Regions from separate parts of the Homo sapiens genome. Here region 1 is linked to region 2. Evidence: chromatin contacts called from ENCODE Hi-C or POLR2A ChIA-PET data. All regions are on one chromosome and are shown on one strand. Each heading gives the region's core, a stretch centred on a gene start or an enhancer-like site at or near the end of the contact. The rest is flanking DNA. Distances are from core to core; before and after follow the strand shown.

Region 1 (3,539 bases), core at 132-2,631, 1.3 Mb after region 2:
TTCCTGACAAATGAGGGAAATCCCCAGATGAAAGCTGATAAAACATTAGACGGGGGTGATTCCGGACCTCCACATCCCTATGGAACACATCACAGAAGCCAGGATTGGAGAGCCAACTCCACACACCTCCATATCCCCTCTTAGATGAATGGCAATTCTTTACAGGCCGTGGGCGCAGGCCCAAATGCCTTCTGGGCTTGTCTAATCCTCCAGAGGATATCAAAGGCAATACAGCCAGCATACCCAATCATTAGGAGTTTGGCTTCTGGGACCGGGCACTCTTGGGTGTGAGCACCAGCTCTCTTATTTATAAGCTGTAACCTTGGCCATGTTATTTAACCCTTCTGAGCCTGACTTTCCTCACTTGTACAAGACAGGTAATATACCAACCACAGAGGGTGGTTTTGAGGATTAAATGAGATATTGATTGTAAGAAAACAAATAGCATAGTTGATGGCAGAGTGAGCACCCAATAACAGTTAGCCATTATCATTATTACTACTACTTACTAAGTCCTTACTTCTGTCCAGTAAAATCCAAGACATGGCAAGGACTTGAACCTCGCAGGAATAAAAACATGGCCCACTTGGTTCAGCGTGACAGCTCTCAGGGTGGCGTGCCGTTACCCACCTGCAAATTCCTAACAGCCCAAAGTGGCACCAGTCACTTCCTCCTTGCGTTTCTCAGGCAGCACATTGAGTGGCTGCTAGCATCACTCCAGAGCCAGACTGAATCTGAATCTGGCTCTCCTACTTACACCGGAGTGACTTCCATGCTAGAAATCGCTTCTCTGGGTCCAGCTTACACTTAAGTGAATGGAGATGTAAAATGGAGACGATACCAGTACCGATTATGCAGAGTTGTGGTGAGGACTGAATGAACTAATACATGTAAAGCTTTTAGAAGGGTGCCTGGCATGTGGTGGGTGCTCAGGCATCATTAGCTGTTATCATTATTCTGTGGGAGGCCATTTGCCGCTGCCTTAAGAAGGCTGATCTCACAGAAACATCTGCTGTTGGCAGAAGAGCTCAGCACCAATAGCCAATTTGTGTTTCCCTCCAACTCCCAGATGGCAGCTCTGCAGCACTTTCTCCTCATCTAATTTCTCCTCACCCAGACGCGCTCCACATCAGGACCCTTAGGTAGTACAGAGACAGTTCTTTAGGCAGGGGGATGCCATGTTCCCAAAAGAGCCTGATGAGGCCATAGTAGGCCTCTTCCACCAAGCTATGCTTTCGGTCAGTCCCTCTGTGACTGTTACGGATGCTTTGTAGCCCTGTGGCAATGAGGCTCCAGGACAACACTCATGCAATTCCCTGCTGAGGAGAGTTCAGAAAACTCCATGCTGTGCAGTGCAATTGGGAGGAAACTCAAGGGAGTGCTGTCGTGGGACCTCCCGGTGGTGATTTGTACAAATGACGCAACGCTATCCAGCTTCCCAGAAAACACCGCCTTTTTTTCTTACATTACAGCTCTGAGTCAAAGTGTACTGTGGCCTCAGACCTGGGGCATACAGCCCATTTGACAGCCACAATGAGGGAAACAGCCTACTTCTGGAGCCTGTACCAGAAGGCAGAACGGGAGACTCCCAGCTCTCCCTTACTAAAGGCCAGGGAGGAAATTGTCTCGAATGCTCTCCAGTCCAAAATGGAAAGTTAGATTCAATGGTCTGTACTCTTGGGCTGACTAACCTCCGTTTTTCCTTTTCCCATTGTGCTGAGTCAGCCACGGGGGGTGGGTTGTGCATTTTAAGGGTTTGAATGCAGAAGGAAGGAAGGCTTCCCAGTTTCTGAGCCTTGAGAAGGTGGCACTGTGGCCTCCAACCAGCAGCCATGCCCCCAGGCACCTCATTCTCCTACACTATTTCAGGGACTTTCTGGTGCAATAAGGATGTGACTGAGCCCTGAGCCCCCAGGTTACCAGCCACACCCCAGTGGAATCCCGGGAGCTACGGGGTAAAATGGAATCCTCTTCCACAGCAAGTGCACAGAAGGCACTCAGGGCTGGTGGGAACCTCCATTTCTGCCCTCATTTACTCTGGACTCTGAACCTAATACCTGAGGCTTCCTGCAGCAAATCAGAGAGGTGAAGAGCAACTTACACGTATCTTTTTTTTTTTTTTTTTTTTTTTTGAGACAGGGTCTCTCTATGTTGCCCAGGCTGGTCTTGAACTCCTGGGTTCAAGGGATCCTCCTGCCTCAGCCTCCTGAGTAACACATATCACTCAACAAGGAATAAACACCACAACAATTTTGAGTACCACAGTCGGAGCACTGTGTCCTGCTAAATGTGAGGAGCATTCTCTCTGATGTTATCATCATAAGGCCAGGGCCTGTGGCTTAAGCTCCTCCGTTCCCTTAGAGTCTCCCACACCACACAACAAGTTTGGAGACAGAGAAAGTAGCTAATATTTCCCCCTAAGTGCCAGGCACTGTTTTCTATTTTTTACATTGACAGTTTCATTTATTTCTCCCAATCATCCTAAAAATATTGGTATATTTAGCCTGCTTTATATACAAAGGGATTAAGGCTCAGAGACAGTAAACTATTTGCCAAATGTCACAGAGGTTGCAAGTGAGAGGGGTCAGGATTTGAATTCAGGTCTGCAGGCACCAAAGCCCATCTATACCACACCAGTACACATTTGTTGACTCACTGCGTATCATCCTAAGTCTTACAGAAGCCCCACCCCTCTAACTACAGTAACTGTAGAGGTCTCTAGTACTGTTATGCCTATTAGGGACCTGGGCCACCCCACTGCCTTCTCCTGCCCTGTGAGCTGACTCCCTCCAGGAGCCCAAGACCACAACAAGCAAAGCCATCTTGTTGCCAGAGCCTGATGCAACTCACACCCTCTTCCTCCCCTCCCCTTGCAGAATATCCTTGGTATCTGCCCAGCAATTTAATCTCCACAATTTACAATCAAATCTTGGGATGGCTTAGAAAATCTTCCTTTAACACAGTGGCTGGAACATGCAGAGAGTTGGCATGCAGCCTCCACATGGGCTTCATGACTAGATCTGCTACACTCAAACCCATTATATTGAAATTACCATAAAATTCACACTATTCCAATCCTCAGAAATGATGGTTTTATTTAGAAGTAAGTGAGCAAAAGCAATGATTTCATAGGCCCCAGTGCCAAAATCTTAGCTCAATGTTTCTCAAATGTTTTGTTTTCAGAACCTCTTCAAAGTCTTAAAAAATATTGTAGAGTCCAAAGAACTATTGTTTAGCTAAGTATCTATCAATATTTATAATTCTAGAAATTAAAGCTGAAAAACTTATAAAATATTTGTTAGTTCATTAAAAATAATAAACCTAATACATGTTAACATAAATAACATTTTATGGAAAATAACTAGTTTCCAAAATTACAAATATTTAGTCAGAGTGGGCAGTTTTAAAAAATATTGTTACAAATCTCTTTAATTTATGACTTAACAGAAGATAGCAGGTGACTCACATCTGTTTCTGCAGAAAGACCCCCCAGTAAATTTGTAAGAGAATGAGAGTTAGAAATGCAAATAATGTTTTAT
Region 2 (3,670 bases), core at 792-3,291:
TCTTGACAGTCACCAGACACCCTCAGGAAATTGTGCAAAGTGAGAAAATCTAGCCCACAAATCATTTTCAAATGTAATTCAGTTTTTATAAATTAAAAATTTTACTATTAATGTTTTACATTATAACTAATGTAAAAAATGTACAAATAACATTATGTTTGATGGACAATTACATATTTATTATTGTCAGTGTCAATTTTGCAATTTTTCATTTTGTAGCCAATATGTTTTTTTGTTTCAACCAATTTTTTTTTTTTTTTGGCTCTGAAAATGTTGATAACCCTTGGTCACTAGAGGAAGATCCAGACTTTAAGGACTCTGAAGCTTATACAGTTTGGGGGCTCTCTTAAAGTGAAGATCACAAAATGACAAATACTGTACACAATTAGACGTCTTGGAAGAGGCATTATAACTTCTTAGTTAATCTGTTTCTGTGAAACACTTAGAGCCAACTGGATAAAACATCCACTGCAGAAGCTGCCCTGGTTAGGACCAGGTAGGAAACTCTGGCAATATTCAGGAAAGAGATGAAAGCCCAAACTTGGGGACGGAAAGGATGGGAGAAATGTGAGAGATATTTAGAGGTAGGTCTGACAGGACGTGGTATTTGATGAGGAGAGTGTCAGGAACACACACTGCTGGATGACTGAGTGAGTCAGAGAGGAAGGCAGATGGGGAGATGGGTGGTTGGGTGGATCAGGCTTGGAAGATAAACAACTTCAGGTTTGGAAATATCTAACCTGAGGTGCCTTCCAGAGGAAGCTGTATGGAAGCCATTTTATGTATATGTGAGGTTCAAGAAAGGGGACCAACCAGTGCACAGACAGCTTTTGGCACATGAATGGTCTGTGAGTCCTGGGAGTTGATGAAATCTCCCAGGGATGTGCATAGCCAAGAAGAGATGCATGATGGGGCTAGCACCCTATGGAACACCAAAGTTTAGAGGTTTAGAGATGCACAGAAATAGAACAAAGAAATGTTAATGCTGTTAATTGAGTGCCTGTAGGCGCCACATATTATGCACGGTGTTGGTTAGAGAAAGCTGAGTCAGGCAGAGAGATTGTCAGCTGGGGCTGGGAGTAAGGGAGATGGGTCGCTGAGCTTGGAGGGTGGGCACGATTGGGGCTTTCCAGATGAGGGAAGAAGTGAGCAAATGCACAAAGCTAGAAAAGTGGGAAAGGGTGAACAGTTCATTTTGACTAGAACATGGAATATCCTAAAAAAGAGAGTGAAAGAGAGAATAAGAAAGAGAACAGCCTTAACATGATAGTTGGAAATTAAATTATGGATGCTTTGAAAGCCAAAACATCAAGTTTAGCAATGGGAATTTCTGATGATTTCCAAGCAGGGGAATTTTGCGGGCAGAACTGAGGACTGAAGGTTCCTCTAGCAGATGGCCACACAACTAACACTACAGAGACCAACACAGGGATTCTTAGGGGCAGCCAGAAGCATGGGGGCCAGGACTCCCGGTGTTACAGTAGACATACAGGGTAGGGAATAAAAGCGAATGAATGTATGTAGAGGAATGGCCAGGACCTGAGGGATGGGGGCTGATGGGCTGTATAAGTAAAAGTGTACATAGCATTTACTGAAATTGCTTTGTAAAAATATAAACCCAGCCACGTACAGTGGCTCATGCCTGTAATCCCAGCACTTTGGGAGGCCAAGGCAGATGGATCACGAGGTCAGGAGTTCGAGACCAGCCTGGCCAACATAGTGAAACCCCGTCTCTATTAAAAATACAAAAACAAATAAGCCAGGCATGGTGAAAGGTGCCTGTAATCCCAGCTACTCCAGAGGCTGAGGCAGGAGAATTGCCTAAACCCTGGAGGCAGAGGTTGCAGTGAACCAAAATCGAGCCACTGCACTCCAGCCTGGGCAACAGAGCAAGACTCCATCTCGAAAAAAATAAATAGATAAAATTTTTAAAAAATGAACCCATAAGCCCTAGAACCCGAGGGGAAGAATACAGAGTGAAAGCCACAGTGCTCCTCCACTGTGTGACTCCTCCTCCCTGAATTTGTGACTTTAGCCTCAGATCAAGACACTTCACACTGTAGGTTGATAGGAAGGTCACGCCCAGCTCAACACCCCCATTTCCCCCATTCTGCTGATTGCTGTGTTGTTGTTTGTTTCTGTTTAGTCCCAACCATAGAACCTGGTTTTCTTCTGGTGAAATTTCATCTATTTGGGTTTTTCTCCAGTGCCCCACTTTGGTTAAGCTTGTTTTAAATTTCCTGTCTTCCCTGAAGGTGTCCACTCTTTCTGTTTTTCATCCCTTGCCTTGTAAATAAGCCACCCTCTGGGGATAGCATAGATCATTTTGAGATAGAGAGCAGTTTGGAAAACAGGGATGGAGGAAAGGAAGCGGGGAGGCAGACACTTTCTCCTCTCTCCCAGGTCCTGGTGACTGGTTTCCTCGTGACTGCACCACTTGTCCCGGTCCGCATGGACTCACTAAGAATCAACCCATGGTCAGCATCCTTGAGGTTCCCACCTGAAACTGCCCACAACCGCTTCTTCCTGGATCCATTTCTGGTGTTTGTAGAAAGGCTACTTTAAAAAGTTTTCTTGGCCAGGCATGGTGGCTCACATCTGTAATCTTGGCACTTTGGGAGGCCAAAACAGGACAATAAGCTGCTTGAGTCCACGCTTTTAAGACCAGCCAGGGGCAACATAGCAAGACCTTGTCTTTACAAAAAATGAAAAAATTTGCTGGGTGTGGTGGCATGCACCTGTGGTCTCACCTACTTGGGAGGCTGAGGTGGGAGGATGCTTGAGCCCAGGAAGTTGAGGCTGCAGTGAGCCAAGATGGGGCCACTGCACTCCAGGTTGAGCAACAGAACGAAACCCTGTCTCTGAAAAAAAAAAAAAGTCTTCTCCTTCTTGAAAACTTAGTAGCCTCTATGGCTAGGCTTGGTGGCTCATGCCTGTAATTCCGGCACTTTGGAAGGCCAAGGCAGGCAGATCACCTGAGGTGAGGAGTTGGAGACCAGCCTGGCCAACATGGCAAAACCCCATCTCTACTAAAAATACAAAAATTAGCTGGGTGTGGTGACACGCACCGGTAGTCCCAGCTACTTGGGAGACTGAGGCAGGAGAATCACTTGAACCCGGGAGGTGGAGACTGCAGTGAGCCAAGATCGAGCCAGTGTACTACAGCCTGGAGACACAGCGAGACTCCGTCTCAAAAAAAAAAAAAAAAATGGCCGGGCACGGTGGCTCACGCCTGTAATCCTAGCACTCTGGGAGGCCAAGGCAGGTGGATCACGAAGTCAGGAGTTCAAGACCAGCCTGGCTAAGATGGTGAAACCCTGTCTCTACTAAAAATACAAAAATTAGCCAGGCGCGGTGGCAGGTGCCTGTAATCCCAGCTACTCGGGAGGTTGAGGCAAGAGAATTGCTTGAACCCGGGCGGCAGAGGTTACAGTGAGCTGAGATCGCGCCACTGCACTCCAGCCTGGGTGACAGAGTGAGACTCCGTGTTAAAAAAGAAAGAAAGAAAAAAGAAAACAGTAACCTCTAGCCTGGACTGACTACATAATGTGCAGGGCAGCTTGTTCAAAAATGATGAAGAATTTCAAGACGGCAGCAGCAGAGCACTATGCCAAGCCTGGGCCTTTCTGACTGAGGCTCTTCTGGAGCATGGAGCCCTGTGTGACTGCGC

Evidence for each region. A loop is a pair of places that touch in the nucleus more often than their neighbours do. ChIA-PET counts read pairs that join two places held with the same protein, here RNA polymerase II (POLR2A).
Region 1: a map with no recorded cell type shows a loop between it and region 2 (7-fold over the local background). The contact joins two enhancer-like sites. A Hi-C loop is called at or near these places in 1 of 37 single-sample maps with no recorded cell type. POLR2A ChIA-PET finds 5 or more read pairs at or near these places in 1 of 52 experiments (activated T-cell).

What each region holds. Positions count from the first base shown.
Region 1 is chr2:38,090,935-38,094,473 of GRCh38, forward strand. No RefSeq gene overlaps it. Among named protein-coding and RNA genes, the nearest start is that of CYP1B1, 17 kb to the left of the region's middle. Within about 2 kb of position 1,382, at least 11 of the 41 ENCODE cell types and tissues checked have a DNase peak (open chromatin) inside an H3K27ac peak, as active enhancers do.
Region 2 is chr2:36,796,855-36,800,524 of GRCh38, forward strand. The region is part of intron 12 of VIT (vitrin); the gene reads left to right. All of the region lies in intron 1 of LOC124905990 (a long non-coding RNA gene), which reads right to left. Among named protein-coding and RNA genes, the nearest start is that of VIT, 100 kb to the left of the region's middle. Within about 2 kb of position 2,042, at least 2 of the 41 ENCODE cell types and tissues checked have a DNase peak (open chromatin) inside an H3K27ac peak, as active enhancers do.